Linked DNA regions of Homo sapiens: region 2 is linked to region 1. A link is an interaction called in ENCODE POLR2A ChIA-PET data of the cell type or tissue named here. Cell type or tissue: PC-9. All regions are shown on one strand. Each heading gives the region's core, and the rest is flanking DNA. Links, peaks and the distances in the headings are about the cores only.

Region 1 (8,337 bases), core at 133-8,132:
TTGCCTAACCCAAGATCACAAAGAATTTCTCCTATGTTTTCTTTGAACAGTTTTAGAGGCTTAGCTCTTACATTCAGTTCTGTAATCTTTTCTGGCTAAATTTTTGTGTATGATATGAGGCAGGCATCTAAGTTATTTTTTTGCATATGGATACTCAGTTTTTCAACACCATTCTTTGAAGACTATTCTCATTGAATTGCCTTGGACCTTTATTAAAACTCAATTGACAATAAATATAAGAGCTTGTATCTGGACTTTCTTTCTGGTCCAGTGACCTGTGTTCTATTGTTATGCCAATACCATCCTGTCTTAATTACTGGAGCTTTATATTAATAGTAAGTTTTTAAATAAGTACTATAAGTTCTCCTACTTTGCATTTTGTCAGAATTGTTTTGGCTATTCTAGATCCCTTATATTTTTATGTAAATTTTAAGATGAATTTGTTAGTTTCCTTGGATTTGGATAGGAATTGCATTGACCCTTTAGGTGAATTTGGGGAGAATTGCCATCTTAATAATATCAATTCTTCTTTTGTTATATGTATTCTCAACTATTTTATTCTTTTTTGGTACAGTTTTGAATGGAATTTTTCTTTAATTTTTTTAGATTTTTCATGGCTAGTATGCAGAAATGCAGTTGTTTTCTGCATATTGATCTTGGATCCTATGACTTTGTTCAAGTTCTATTCCTTTTGCAGCATCAGCTTTCTTCCTGCGAATGTGTGATGGTGAAGAGTACAATGACCTTTAGGTAGTTTGGTGCCACGGTCGTGATTCATGCGAAAGCACCAGCAGTTTACCTACCATTGCTTTTGTACTAACAGTGCAAATGTCAACCAGTGAAAAAAGGCAGTAATCTCTGAGTGTTATTTTGATTTTGCAGACCTCAAGGAAGGTTCCCAGGGTTCCCCAGTGGTCTGCATACAACACTGAGAGAACCAGTGATCTAGATCAGGGGTCCTCAACCCCCAGGCTGCAGACTAGTACCAGTTCATGGCCTGTTAGGAATCAGCCACACAGCAGGAGGTGAGTGGCAGGCAAGCAGTGAAGCTTCCTCTGTATTTACAGCTGCTCCCCATCACTCGCATTACCTCATGAGCTTTGCCTCCTGTCAGATCAGCAGCAGCATCAGATTCTCAAAGGAGTATGAACCCTTTTGTGAACTGCACACACAAGGGATCTAGATTGTGCATTCCTTATGAGAATCTAACGCCTAATGATCTGTCACTGTCTCCCATTAACCCTAGATGGGACCATCTAGTTGCAGGAAAACAAGCTGAGGGCTCCCACTGATTTTACATTATGGTGAGTTGTATAATTATTTTATTATATATTGCAATGTAATCATAATAGAAATAAAGTGCACAATAAATGTAATATGCTTGAGTCATCCCAAAACCATCCTGCCCCCGCTGCCAGGTCCATGTAAAAATTGTCTTCCACAAAACGAGTCCCTGGTACCAAAAAGGTTGGGGACCGCTGATCTAGATGGTCTCTAAGCTCCCATCCAAGTGTAAAATGCTATAATTTTTAAAACCTAAGATGAACAGTGTTGATCAGATTTGACTTTACAACATTTACTTAAATGGCTGGTTTTCTTGGCAGTCAATATTTCTTAGGCAATTGCTGCATGTGGAACAATGTATCTAGTCCTTTGAGAGAGATGGAAAGGAAATAGAACACTGGTCCTAATCTCAAGAAAATGGCAAAAGAAGGCTCTCTGGGTTTGCAGGTGTCTAGGAAAGGAACCCAGTGTCACTGTAGGCTGATTGTATTAGACCTCAAATTTGTATATTTTTTGTTCTACTAAAAATAAACAAAATGCTTATAGTAGAGATACAACATATATCAAACTTCAAGACTAGAAGTAAAACTAGGTTAAAATCTATCATTCTAGGCTAGTACAACCTAATGTTATCTCATTTCCAAATGACCATAAGACATAAAGTAACATCAAACTAATTTTTACAACTTTTTCAAGTAGCTTTAATTTTACATTATTGTTTATAACAGACCCGTGGTTGGAAGCTTAAAATCTCCACTTAACTGATATTTTTTCTACATTTTATATGTAATTCAAATTATGTATACAATATGATGCTTACAGCTCACTGGGCAAATTTACTATACATTTTAGCTTTTCCTTTGAGAGTAATGAAATAGTGTTCATATATTCAAGGCAAATAAATAGTCTCAAGGCTTCAATATGTGGGATTCTCCAAGTTCTGACATCCTTAATCTTTTTAGGTAGAAAAAAAGGGACTGAAGCACTCTTTCACGGGAAGAATGAAAAGAAATTGAGAAAGCAAAATTAATCATATACAGTACAGGGAAGGGTGCAGGTTAGCTTAGAGATAAATGGAGTTAATAATAGTTTCAGATAAACTAGTTACAGACTAGAGTTCTGATATGAAAATAATGTACAATTTCAGAGCTGGTAGAGAATTCAGAGAGTATCTAGTTCTAGCCTAACATTTCTTGTTTGGCAGAGGAGGGAGCTAAATCTTCTAGATTTTTGACAGAGCTAGACTGGAAGCCAGCATTTCTAACTTCTCCTTTAGTATGTTCCATCCTTCCATCTCTGCATTCAATAGAACTTTTGTGGTTTTAATACTCTCGACACCACAAATTGCATTTCCCTAGAAGACAGCCTGGCTTCTAAAACTTTATAGTGAATTATTAAAATGTATGCCATTCTTATCTGAAGTTTCATAATATGATTAGTAAGCCAGCCATCCTGACTTTGTCTTCTATTTTGCTTAATGCCTCAATTATGAGTAATTGTGAAGTTTTATTTTCTAATGAATTTCTGTTGTTAAATATTCAAAATCACCTCAATCTTATTTACTATCAAGTCAGTGAGAGCATCAACTTTATTCTACTTTATTCTTTTTTTCCCGAAACACACATATGGTATTATTTTGCTCATGCTGCATACCATATCTTTTTTGGCTCATTTTTTCCATCTACACTCAGGATAATTGTGACCACATGACACATTTTACAATAAAGAACTTAAGTTTCTTCAGAACTTATACATTAGATCATTAAATCAGCTGCATACTTTCAAATATGCCATTTGTTTTCCCTTTTTCCTATTCATCATCACCTACATCACTGATAAGATTTTGGGATCCACTACCTAAATCTGTATGTGGGGATCTCTGCTATTCTGTTTTATCTTGTTTTGTTCTGCTTTGGTTTTGCCTGCCTGTTTCTTTTAAATAGGCACTAGCATGTCTGACCATAGAGACTGATGATTAAAATCAACTATAAAACTTTTCCATTAGGTTTTGGGACTTATTGTCTGTCCGGGTCAAAGCACCCCATTTCTATGATGGGAGCTCTGACCCAGACACACAATAAGGCCCAAAACTGTGCTTGTATGTTTTTATGACAAGATGTAGGGCTCCACTCACAACACATGGAAAATCTTTTCTCCATTCCATGAAAACCAGGGTCTTTCTTTCTAGCATGAATCTCCTCTCCATTATGAATTAAACCTTAAAGTATTGACACACACAATCAGCACAAACCTTGCAATTTCAATATTGAGGCTCTCTAATTTTTCTTCTCTAAAGTTCCATTCTTCTCTATCCAATGATCCTTTGGTCATATGCTTACAAAATAAGTAAAAGCCTCAAGTCCCTCACTTTTGGATTGGTACTCTTACAGCAAAGAGAGTTATTAAAAAGAGATATTCCTCTTGATTCCCAGGCTTCAGGTGACTGAGATTCTCAGGGGTGATAAGCCCATATCTTGGGTGAATAATCTATCCTCAAAGGAAAAAATCTTCATGGCTCTGGAACTCTGGCTTTAAAAAGTTCTCTTTCTCCTTGTTTCCTCTCATCCACCTTGTTGTTATTAACATCTATGTATTTCAGATTCTAAAAAGTGAAGACCTCAACAGAGACTGAAACACCGAATATTCAGTAGTGAAAGATGTGGTTAGTGAGTAGCAACAATTCCATCTCTTTCCATCTAAATGCAGTTTAGCAAGAAGCAGTTCCTCAGAATCCATCTCCTACGGGAACTAACATTTATGATTTGCTATAGATCAGGCCCTGCTGTAAGTGCTTTTCATGTATGAACCCATTTAATACATCAACCATATGCATGGGCACTCTCTTTATCTGCAGTTTTCCATGAGGAACAGTTAACATGTCTAAGTCACGCCAGGGGACAAAGTCACCCGAGCCTGTTCTCTTTACTGTTAGGTCACACCACCCTCTTCTTCTGTGGAGCTCCCAGGGAAGATTGCTTAGAGCTTCTTGAGAAGCTGTTATTTCTGCTTATCTTCTGGTGGGGTCTTTTGTTCTTGTGTGGCCTGCCACCACCCTGCACCTGGTGACCTGGACCATGGGTGACCATAACCATGAACCATCAATAGTTATGGCTCACACTTCCATATTCTGACTTCTGCCAAGCCCTTCCTCTGGATTCTCTCTTCGCTGGCCCACAGTAATCCTCTGTGGTAGCTACCAGAACGATCTTCATTTTATAGAAGAGAAAACTAACAGGCACAAAGGTTAACGAGCATGCCAATGTCAAAAGATCAGGAAGACAGCAGAGCTTGGGGTCAGTCTGCCCCCAAGGAATCCAGCTTCAGGGCCCACGCTCTGAGCTACTATGCCAAGCCAGCTGCCTTGATTACAAGGAGGGCTTCTCCATCCCCCCAGCTCAGGGAGGGCACCTAAGGCCAGAGTCAAAACCATTTATGGAATTTCTGCTCTACTCTGCATTTGTCATACATCCTGAATTCTTGGACTGGTCAGGAGGCAAGAAAAGCCTGTTCAAAGGAAAAAGTGTATGGATAGGGGATAGGGAGAGGCCATAGCTTTTATGACATTTGTATGAATGCTCTGTCTCAATCCTGAAGCAATTAATGCATAACAGAAGAACAAAATCTATTCTTGGTCACACACAGTGACTTATTTCGTAGTATCTGCAGTGGCCAGAGAGCACGTTCTCATAAATGGCCTGTCCTGGGCATCACAATCTTTATAATCATCTCAGTCTGTGCTGTTGGAAGATGTTTTTGTTTGCTACTGAGTCAACTATGTACCAACTTTTACATCCCAGTCCCTTCCCCAGAAAGAAAGAAAAACCTCAGAACCTCAGTTTTTAAAGCCTGATACCTGGTCAGTCATGTCCAATTCTAAGCGACCCTATAATAATTCATATTGAAGGGAAGAGAAGGTTTTCCTTGCTTTGAGGTTTGCAGCTATTACAGACTGTATTTGTAAATCCCTCATTCCTGTCTAGGACAAACAGGAGATGAAGGAGAGGAGAAGAACCCTTCGGCCTCACAGGATGGGGTGAGAGGAAAATCAGCACAAAGAAAAATATGCCACTAGTTTTATTTGTACCATTTTAAGATGCCATGACAACAACAAAAATAATGTACAAGTAATAGGATTAAGTAGCAGGGGATATTAACATCTGGAATGGATAAAGAGGCATAAGTTCGTTTATATTTTCATGGTTGTGCATAAATGGTACGTTTCAGTTTACGATTACAAATTATAGCAATTCAAAATAACGTTTGTGTGTTATATGTTCAGTTTGCAGAATTCTTTCATATGCATTAACCCATTTGAGCACCCCAAATGAGCATCATATCCTTGTGGCAGGTATGAGAACTACCCCCATTTAACAAATACAGAAACACAGACTTACAACGGGGAACTGGCTTACCCAAGGTCACACAGTTAGCAACAGGTCAATCTCGTACTTGAACCTAAATCTTATAGGTTCACAACCCATCCTGAATATAGGGGAGAACAGCCTTATTTTGTAGTGCTAAGCTGGTGAGGCCTGGGGCAGTAGAACATCTGTTATTGTACTGTGACTTTATGTGCTGATGTCTTTAGGGACTATTGTCTTTGGGTGAGAGTGTAAGGGGATGCAGGCTACATGGCCCCAACACGATTTTTTCTTTTTCTTTTTCTTTTTTGTTTTTTTGAGACGGAGTTTCACTCTCGTTGCCCAGGCTGGAATACAATGGCATGATCTCGGCTCACTGCAAACTTTGCCTCCCAGGTTCAAGTGATTCTCCTGCCTCAGCCTCCCAAGTAGCTGGGATTATAGGCGCGTGCCACCACACCTGGCTAATTCTTGTCTTTTTAGTAGAGACAGGGTTTCACCACGTTGGCCAGGCTGGTCTCGAACTCCTGGCCTCAAGTGATCAATCCACCTCACCCTCCCAAAGTGCAGGGATTACAGGTGTGAGCCACTGCACCCAGCCCAAGATTTTTTATTTCTTGTGACTATATTTTATACCTTTTTCTGCTCCTCCTGTTCCATTTGACTGTCAGCTGTCATTTTTGCTGACCATGGCACCTCTAGAGCAGTGATCCTCAAAGTATGGTTGGTGAGCCAGCAGCATCAGCATCACCTGAGAACTTGCTAGAAATGCAAATTCTCAGGCCCTGCCCCAGACCTACTGAATCAGGAACTCTGGGGATGGGGCCCAGCCATCTGTGTTTCAATGAGCCCTCCAGGTGATTCTGCAGCTGCTAAGTCTTGGGAGCTGCTGCTCCACAGCAACTATTCACAACCTTGGCTGTCCTTGGGAATCCCCTGGGACCCTTAAAGACTACTAATGCTTATGTCCCAACTCCAAAGATTCTAATTTTGTTGGTCTAGGACACAGTTTTTTAACCTCAGCACCAGTGATATTTGGGTGGGGGGATGATTATTTGTTGGGGTTGTCTGTCCTGTACATTGCAAAATGTTTAGCAGCATCCCAAGCCTCTACCCCTAGATGCGAGTAGCACACCCACCCCCAGCTGTAATAACTAAAAATATCTCAGACATTGCCAAGTGTTCCCTGTGGTGGTGGGGGGAAGGGGGATGGCAAAATTGTCCCCTGGTTGATAAGCACTGGCCTAGGGTGATGGCCAAGGCACTGGGATATGGAAGAGCTCCCAAAATCATTCTAATATACAGGCAACACTGAGAACTATGCCTCTGGAGAGTCTCTATTAATGAACAGCTCTGGATGTGCAATGGGCCAGAGCACAATAAGAGCTAAGCTTTACACCACTGGGTGTAGAGTGAGAATCAGTCCCCCTGTGGTGGAGACTCAGGCAGTTTGCTGAGGACTAACACACATGAGCTTTAGGGCATAAATTTCACAACTTTTTGGCTCCTTACATTTTTGTTTACTTTCTGGTTGTCAGGTATGTTCTAGAAAACTAATGTAAACAGATATGTTCCCCATACTTAAGAGGTCCCAACCAATGAGATCTTGCATTGCACTAAATATAGTGGTGAATGTACATCCTCCATCTGGCTCTATCCATTCTACAAACAGGGTGCATATCAGTGTATCATATGGTACAAGTTCTTCCCTAAATCTGTTTTTAATGGGTTAAAACATGCAGCTTGTCAATTCTATGATGTTGATTTTGATACAATCCAAATCAACCACACAAATGCAAAATTCCTATATTAATCTCTGCTGTTTAGAAGAGCTTTCATTTTCAGGTGGGGATCAGGGGCTTTAACTATATTTCAACTATAGAAAAATTCCCTGAGTTAGAACAAAGACATGTAAAATCCTGGCCCAGCAGATTGCCTTCTGTGTCTCCACGATTCTTTCTGTGGTGTTCTTCTGTGATCTGCTTGAGAAGAGGAGAACATGATGTACATTTAGACCATGGGATGTGCCTCACCTCCAAGGGCCTGCCCTGCAGCTCTTAGGAAGGTGGGCAGTCTCATCACAGCCCAAAGTGAGATGTCTCCAAGCAAAGAGTAAATGGCAGCCTCTCTTCAGCCTAGACTCTTAAATAGCACAGTATTCTCCCACTTCCTCAAACAACTCGATGGTAGGTTTCTTTCAACATAAAGAGTGGGAGCACTACTTTGAGACACTGATAAACAACTTTCAAATAGAAAATAAATTTCAAAGTGAATGTGTTTTCAGGGCAAAATTGGTACTGTCTCATTTCAAACTATGAAAATATGATCTGATTTAATGAGTTGGAGTCATCCATTCATCCAGCACCTACTATGTGCTAGGTACTGTGTAATGTCCTTGGAAATTATAAATATGAGGGTGGCAAATTATAAATATTAGGGTACATAGACTCTTGTAGCAAAAATAAGCTATGACTGATCTGAGGTGCCTGATTAACCCTTTGAACCAATACGACTCGTCAGCTTGTCAGACTCTTTTGGGTTTTGTTTTGTCTTGTTTTGTTTTGTTTTTTTCATTGAATTGACAGTTGCTTGTTAACATTAGTGAAATCAGTGAGTTCTTTGCCATGGTCTAGGATGTATTCTCTTAAACAGTTACTTATTTATTCCTCTCCTAGTCTATTTCATTAACATG
Region 2 (8,337 bases), core at 49-8,048, 250 kb after region 1:
TCAGATTATAAGAAGAGGGAAGGGCATTCATGAATGCCTGGTATAATGGAAAAGGCTCACCTTGAGGAGAGGGGCCTTGGTTGGTCTAGGCTGGTGGCAGTGCAGTTGCAGAGAGAGTGAGAGCGAGAGAGAGAGAGAAATGAATGATGCCAGAGGGAACCTGGGCTATAGTGGCTTCTTTAAATTTACGGAAAAATATAAATCAAAGATGATAATCTTTTCAGCTTAGGAGATGAGGCAAACATTGGATATCAGAACCTGAAAGTTAATGGGAACACAGGACAGTCTAGCCTTTTTTTTTTTTTTTTTTTTTTGAGACAGAGTCTTGCTTTGTGGCCCAGGCTGGAGTGCAGTGGTGCCATCTGGGCTCACTGCAACCTCTGCCTCCCGTGTTCAAGCAATTCCCCTGCCTCAGCCTCCCGAAAGCTGGGACTACAGGCGTATGCCGCCATGCCCAGCTAATTTCTTTTGTATTTTAGTGGAGATGGGGTTTCACAGTGTTGCCCAGGCTGGTCTTGAACTCCTGAGCTCAGGCAATCTGCCCGCCTCGGCCTTCCAAAGTGCTCGGATTACAGGTGTGAGCCACCGCGCCTGGCTGGGGCAGTGTAGCTTTGAGAGAAGGCTTGGTGACCCAGCTGGTCCTCCCAGTTTTGCTGCCATGTCCATCATCTAGATTTCCCTTTACCAGCTTTCCATCTGCTGTAGCATTGACAACTTCCATCCGTTCATAGCCTCTGCTTCCTCTGAACATTGGCTTACTCACGGGCCTCTACGGTGAGTGTCCTCAGCTTCACCTTCCACGACTGCACACCTGGGTACTTAACCTGTTCTTCAGTCACCTTCCTAAGAGAATCTGGTTGGCCCAGCTAATTACCATTGTCCTTGTTTCGGAAGAGGCTGTCAGGCCTGGCTCACGCTGGTCATTGGCCAACCTGTCTGTTCCCTTCCCTGGGATCTGGTGCCCATCCCTGTCCAGTCACCTGTGATACAGAACAGGTGTGCCCGAGACTGCTACCTCACCAGGGCCAGGGAGAAGAGGGGCAGGCACCATACAAATACAAGCCTGGTACGTGTGCCATAGCTTGCTTTGTGCACCCCTATTGGTTTTATAAACGTTACATTAGATAAAGGAACTGTTTTCCACCTCTATAAAGAATTTGGTGAGACCAGCCTGGCCAACATGGAGAAACCCCGTCCATACTGAAAATACAAAAATTAGCTGGGCGTGGTAGCACATGCCTATAATCCTAGCTACTTGGGAGGCTGAGGCAGGAGAATTGCTTGAACCCGGGACGTGGAGGTTGTGGTGAGCCAAGATTGCGCCATTGCACTGCAGCCTGGGCAACAAGAGCGAAACTTCATCTCAAAAAAAAAAAAAAAGATTTTGATGTAGTTATGTATGAATAAACCTAAACCTTTGGCTAATTTTTTTGATATTTTAATTCTTTTAGCAGCTTATTGAGATATAATTCACACACCACACAGTTCATCCATTTAAAATGTATAATCAATGGCTTTTAGTGTAGTCACAGATTAGTGCAGCCATCACCACAGTCAATTTTAGAACATATTCATCACCCCAGAAAGAAAGCCTGTCCCCTTTTGGCTAATACTTTTTGATGCTGATGATAACAGGTCCATGCCTCAGTGTGTTGCTCAGGGAGGCCTTTCTGACTGTGCTGTTTAAATGTGCATTCCTTCTCCATTCTTTGTCCCCTGTGCCTGCCTATTTTTCAGGCAGGTTGTTAGAATACAGGTGGTGTATTTTTTTTTAATTTATTATTATTATTATTTTTTAGGCTGAGTGTGGTGGCTCAGGCCTGTGATCCCAGCACTTTGGGAGGCCGAGGCAGGAGGATCACTTGAGGTCAGGAGTTCGAGACCAGCGTGGCCAGCATGGTGAAACCCGGTCTCTACTAAAAATACAAAAATTAGTTGGGGGTGGTGGTGCGTGCCTGTAGTCCCAGCTACTTGGGAGGCTGAGACGTGAGAATTCCTTGTTCCTGGGAGGAGGAGGTTGCGGTGAGCAGAGATCGTGCCACTGCACTCCGGTCTGGGTAACAGACTCTGTCTCAAAAAAAAAAAAAAAAAAACCGAAAACAGGTGGTATATTTTTTATGCATCTACTTTTTGTCTATTTTCTTCAATGCAAGGTTCATGGAGGCAGAGGTTTTTGTCTTAGAATAAGTAACACATGGTAGATACAAAGACAATTTGCTGAACAAATGGTTTATTACTTTGCTGATAGTAATAAACTATTGTAATAAAATAGTGATAACACTGTGTTACTTTGTTAAACTTCCACTTACCAGTTTTATCTGAGAACTCCGTATGTTGTCTCATTGAAGAACTGTTATCTCCATTTTACTCTTAGAGAAACAGAGGCTCAGAGGTGAAATAACTTTCCCAAACCAGGAAACTGCCAGAATGAATTTATAAGTCATTGTTGTCTATGAATACAAATATAATGCAAGGCACATATATAATTTAAAATTTTCTAGTAACCCCATTAAAAAATTAAAAAACAGGTGAAGGTGTAATGGCATGTGCCTGTAGTACCAGTTACTTGGGAGGCTGAGGTGGGAGAATCCCTTTAGGGCAGGAGTTCGAGGCTGTAGTTTGCTATGTTTGTGCCTGTGAGTAGCCACCACACTCCTGCCTGGGTAGCATAGTGATACACCGCCCCCCCCCCCCTTTAAAAAGGAAACAGGTGACATTAATTTTAATATTTTACTTAATCTGGCGTATCCAAAATATTATTTCAACGTGTAACCAGCATAAAAATGATTGAGATATTTTGCATGCTCTTTTTTTCAGATAGTCTTTGGACTTCACTGTGTATTTAATTTAATTTGATTAATTTATTTTGAGACAGGGTCTCACCCTGTCGCCCAGGCTGGAATGCAGTGGTGGGATCTCAGCTCACCACAACCCTCGCCTTCCAGGCTCAAGTGATTCTCCTGCCTCAGCCTCCTGAGTAGCGGGGATTACAGGAGCCTGCCACCATGCCTGGCTAATTTTTGTATTTTTTAGTAGAGACGGTGTTTCACCATGTTGGCCAGGCTGATCTCAGACTCCTGACCTCAGGTGATCCACCCGCCTCAGCCTCCCAAAGTGCTGGAATTATAGGCATGAGACACTGGGCCTGGCCTTTTACTGTGTATTTTATACATATAGTACAAATCCATTCAGCCCAGGTACCTTTCAGTGCCCACTAGCCCCATGGTCTTGCATCTGTAACCTTGCTGCTTCCCTGTATTCAGGCTGTCACTCTTCCATTTTGGGAGGATAATACGCAGTATCTACACCTGACATTTGTGGAGGCTGACCATTTACAAAAAGCTTAGGTTTACACACTCAGCTCATTAGATTTTCACAATAACTGAAGGAGGTAAGTGCGTCGGGTTACAATATCCAGTTAGTATAGAAATGTTTACAGATGACTATGTCAATATCTAGAGAGCTTAACCAGCTTGTCCAGATTTATCAGGTTTCTACTTGGCAACGTCAGGGTTTGAATCCAGCAGCTCCCGTGAGTCCACATCACTGTGTGCTGCTTGTGGACAGAGCGGCAGATTGGGGAGAGGCAGAGTCTGGGTGGGAAGGTAGAAGGGGAGGGGCCATACTTTTCTAAGTGTGGGGTAGTCCTTCAACATAAAGGGTTTGTCTGTCCCCCAAGTCCATACCTGGTGTTCTGATGGACTTACTCTGTTGGACATACACAGAGATTCCTTGTGCATGATTTTAGCCTTGGCTCATTTTGACCTCTCCCATTTTTCCCTCTTGTTTTGAACATTGCCCTTTATTCCCTACCCTAATTCATGTCTTATTTCTTCTTTTAGGCTCATTCAGGCTGGTTTCCCTAAGTCCCAGTTGAAGGGGGGCTATGTTAGTCTCCTCTGGGAGGGATAGGAAAACTGCTCTGCTGTGAATGGCCGGTGGGGCTTTCAGTGGCTGAGAGATGGTAGTTCCTGGGTGGCTGCCAGCCTGCCAGACTTGGGCAAACTATGTGTATTGGAACAAAAGGCTGAGTGTGAAATTAATAGCTCTCAACTGAGAACTGTAAAAGAGCTGGTTGTAGGTAAAAAGAGGCAGTTTATTTTGTAAGTTAGAGTTAACTTTTTTTTTTTTTTTTTGACACAGAGTCTTGCTCTGTTGCCCAGGCTGGAGTGCAGTGGTGTGATCATAACCCACTGCTGCGTCCACCTTCCAGGCTCAAGCAATCCTCCTGCCTCAGCCTCCCGAGTAGTTGGGATTACAGGCATGCACCACCATGCCCAGCTGATTTTTAAATTTTTTGTAGAGACAGGGTCTTGCTATGTTACCCATTCTGGTCTTGAACTCCTGGCCCCAAGCAATCCTCCCTCCTTGACCTCTGAACACTCTAGGATTACAGGTGTGAGCCACTGCACCCGGCGTAATCTCTATATAGAGTTAAATTTGTTTAAAATTTTAAAAATCTTTTCTAGGTTTTTCTCCTTTTAGTAGTAATCGCTGTACTGACCACAAGTGGGTTCTGTGTATGTTTCACATTTGTATGTGGCTTCTTTGGTACTTTTGGGTGGCGCCAACAGCATTTGATTTCAACCTTGTGGGTCTGAAGCATTATTTTAGTGGTTCCTCTCTGATTCTCAAAACTTGATATTTGAATTTATCTCTTTCTCTTTTCCACAGGTGAAGGAGCAGTCTTTCAGGAAAGGAAGGAATGTTTTTGTTGAGTTAGCAATTATATCAGGCATTTAAATTTACTCTCCATAAAATATAATTGCCTGGAATTCTGTAACCAAATAACAGCAAACAGAATGAATTGGGAAATCTGCCCATTTGGAATATACGGGCTAGTTTACCTTTCATAGTAGTAGAGTTTTCTTAAGATTTTGTGCTGATTGGCACTAAGTGACTTTGAAGGTGATTTTAAAGACGGCATTACTAGGAAAAACGAAGGAGAAAAAGTTAAGTGAATTAAATGAGTAGCCACTTGCTTTGGACTTTATGTAGCAGTAACAGCAGCAACAGCATCTTTTCTTGTTCATTCTCTTGACTCTACTTTTCATGCTTACACCCAGATCAGAAACTGCCAGATTCTCCATTAGAAATTCATTCCCTCTTTTTTTATTTTTATTTTTTGAGACAGAGTCTTGCTCTGTCACCCAGGCTGGAGTGCAGTGGCACAATCTCAGCTCATCGCAACCTCTGCCTCCTAAGTTCAAGCTATTCTCCTGCTTCAGCCTCCCGAGTAGCTGGGACCATAGGCATGCGCCACCATGCCCAGCTAACTTTTGTATTTTTAGTAGAGATCTGGTTTCACCATGTTGGCTGGGCTTGTCTTGAACCCCTGGCCTCAAGCAGTCTGCCTTCCTCAGCCTCTCAAAGTGCTGGGATTACAGGTGGGAGCCACTGCGTCCTGCCCAGAAATTCATTCCTTTTGAAATCTAGGTATGCCACAAATTAATGTTATTTCTAACTGGTTATACTCTTTAGCATTGGTAGACCTAAAGATAATTAGTTTTAGAAGGTATGGAATTATAGCCTAGTGGAGGTTTAACAAAAGGAAAACAAGAGTTGATTGGGTAGGTGAACTAGCAAAAAAAAGATAATTGCTTATTTATTTATTTATTTATTTTTATTTATTTATTTATTTATTTTTTTTGAGACGGAGTCTTGTTCTGTCTCCCAGGCTGGAGTGCAGTGGCGCAATCTCGGCTCCTGCAAGCTCTGCCTCCCGGGTTCACGCCATTCTCCTGCCTCAGCCTCCCAAGTAGCTGGGACTACAGGTGCCTGCCACCACGCCCGGCTAATTTTTTTTGTATTTTTAGTAGAGATGGGTTTCACCGTGCTAGCCAGGCTGGTCTCGATCTCCTGACCTTGTGATCCACCTGCCTCAGCCTCCCAAAGTGCTGGGATTACAGGTGTGAGCCACCACACCTGGCCGCTTTTTTATTTTTTAACTTGACTAAGTGGACTGTGATGGGGAGTGGGGTAGATTGTTGCTCATCAGAACATCTGTCGCCCTTATCTACTCTGGATTCCATTTGCTAGGGGTAATGAAGGATAACAAAAGACTTTTATGGTTAAGGAGACAGGACATAAACTTTGACAGGACATAAACATAAGGAAAGTAAAAGCAGAATGAGCTAATTATATAATATGAAAACAGAAAACCCATAATAAAACTGTATAAGATTTATTGCAAGATGGCTACTAAAGAACAGTGGTTCTCAACTTTCAGTATGTATTAGAATCACTTGAGAAACTTAAATACTAATGCCTTTAAGAAAATGACTGTTTTTTTGTTATATTTTAATTGGTCTGATAATCTGTAAGTTTAGCTATTGTTAAACATTATCTGAGATGTACTAAAACAAGTTTGCTGGAATTAATGATAATGGTGGTGTTTGTAGTAGGAGTAGATAATAGTTTTTTTTTTTTTTTTTGAGACAGTCTCGCTCTGTCGCCAGGCTGGAGTGCAGTGGCGCAATCTCAGCTCACTGCAACCTCCGCCTCCTGGGTTCAAGCGATTCTCCTGCCTCAGCCTCTCGAGTAGCTGGGACTATAGGCATGTGCCACCATACCCAGCTAATTTTTGTGTTTTTAGTAGAGATGGGGTTTCACCATGTTGGACAGGATGGTCTCGATCTCCTGACCTTGTGATCCGCCTGCCCTGACCTCCCAAAGTGTTGGGATTACAGGTGTGAGCCACTGCGCCTGGCCTGGCCTGGCCTGGCTGAGTGATTTTATTCTGCCTGCTTTGGGATGAAGGCTGGGCATTGGTTTGTTTGAGAACCCTGCAGGTAATTCTAACATGTAGTCAGGATTGAGAATAATTTTTATAGACAGATGGTGATTCCTTTTTTTTTTTTTTTTTTTTTTTTTAAAAACAGAGTTTTGCTGTGTTGCCCAGGCTGGGGTGCAGTGGCACCATCACGGCTCACTGCAGCCTCAACTTTCTGGGCTCAGGTGATTCTTGTGCCTCAGCCTCCTGAGTAGCTGGGATTACAGGCGTACGCCGCCATGCCTGGCTAATTTCTGTATTTTGAGTAGAGACAGGGTTTCACCATGCTGGCCAGGCTGGTCTCAAACTCCTGACCTCGGGTGATCTGCCTGCCTCGGCCTCCTAAAGTCCTGGGATTGGGATTACATGGTGAACCACCATGCCTGGCCCAGACAGTGATTCTTGATCTTTAGTGGGAATCAAAATCAGCTGAATAGAGTTGGATAGGTTTCCTGGAAGGTAGGACGTGAGCAAGTTTCTGAGTAATGTATAAAGCTTGTGAGAAAGCTGGGTGGGAAAATACAAGGTCTGTTTGGGGTATTGATCGAGCTAATTTTGGTGGGGGAGTAATGTGAGATGAGGGTGGGAAAGTAGCCTTCAATACCACTTTGAGTTTAGATTTCATATTTTTAGACTTGGAGATAGGTGAGGCTGGAGACCCTAGTCTGAGCTTGCCAGGAGAGAGGTGGGTCAGTAAACAGCACCTGAAGACCAGGCACACCTAACACTATAGGAAGTGCCTGTTCTGTGGGAGGTGACTTTGAAGTGTGGCTGATCTCCCATCGGCTCCCATGCAGTAATAGTGACTTTGAGGTAAAAAAAAAAAACCTCCAAATCTGGAATCAATTAAAATTCAGCAAACATTTATTTTTTTATTTTTTGAGATAGAGTCTCACTCTGTTGCCAAGGGTGGAGTGCAGTGGCGTGATCTCAACTCCCTGCAACCTCCGCCTCTTGGGTTCAAGGGATTCTCGTGCCTCAGCCTCCCAAGTAGCTGGGGTTTATAGGCGTGCACCACCATGCCCAGCTGACTTTTGTATTTTTAGTAGAGACGGAGTTTCGCTATGTTACCCAGGCTGGTCTTGAACTCCTGGCCTCAAGTGATCCACGTGCCTCGGCCTCCCAAAGCGCTGGGATTAGAGGCATGAGCCACTGCACCCAGCCCAGTAAACATTTATTAAGTGTGTTTTATATGACAGATGTGCTGAGGAGCTGTAAGTTTATTTTTCAGTAACATGCTGAGAGTGTTTTTAAAAGTAATATTTTGGGCCATGGAACCCTTTGAGAAATAAAAGTAGGAGCTGCTTTTCCACAAAAATGCCCAAGTACAAGTAATCTTGCATAAGTTTTAGGGCTTTTGGATACTCTGAAGTCAACTCATAACCTCTGTAGGTGTTCGTAGATTCCAAGTTAATTTTTAGAATAGACTGTGGACTAATGATGGACCATGTTGGACAGGGAAATGGGGAAATCTAGGAGTCCACGCTATTTTCAGTTTTTCTTGTTAGGCATAATTTATCATTGTGAGTCATTTAAGATCTATTTAGCAAATATTTTTGAATGAA

The links. ChIA-PET counts read pairs that join two places held together with the same protein. Peaks named below come from ENCODE experiments on the same cell type or tissue, not always from the same donor. Only the 100,000 strongest peaks of a DNase experiment are listed, where the experiment ranks them.
Region 2: POLR2A ChIA-PET joins it to region 1 with 16 read pairs; 2 of 35 experiments call an interaction of 5 or more read pairs at or near these places.

The regions. Positions count from the first base shown.
Region 1 is chr4:147,508,528-147,516,864 of GRCh38, forward strand. All of the region lies in intron 2 of EDNRA (endothelin receptor type A), which reads left to right. Among named protein-coding and RNA genes, the nearest start is that of EDNRA, 32 kb to the left of the region's middle. In PC-9, for the core only: no CTCF peak of the experiment used is centred there; no DNase peak of the experiment used is centred there.
Region 2 is chr4:147,756,899-147,765,235 of GRCh38, forward strand. All of the region lies in intron 1 of ARHGAP10 (Rho GTPase activating protein 10), which reads left to right. Among named protein-coding and RNA genes, the nearest start is that of MIR4799, 22 kb to the right of the region's middle. In PC-9, for the core only: no CTCF peak of the experiment used is centred there; a DNase peak (open chromatin) is centred at 3,433; H3K27ac peaks cover 1,341 bases.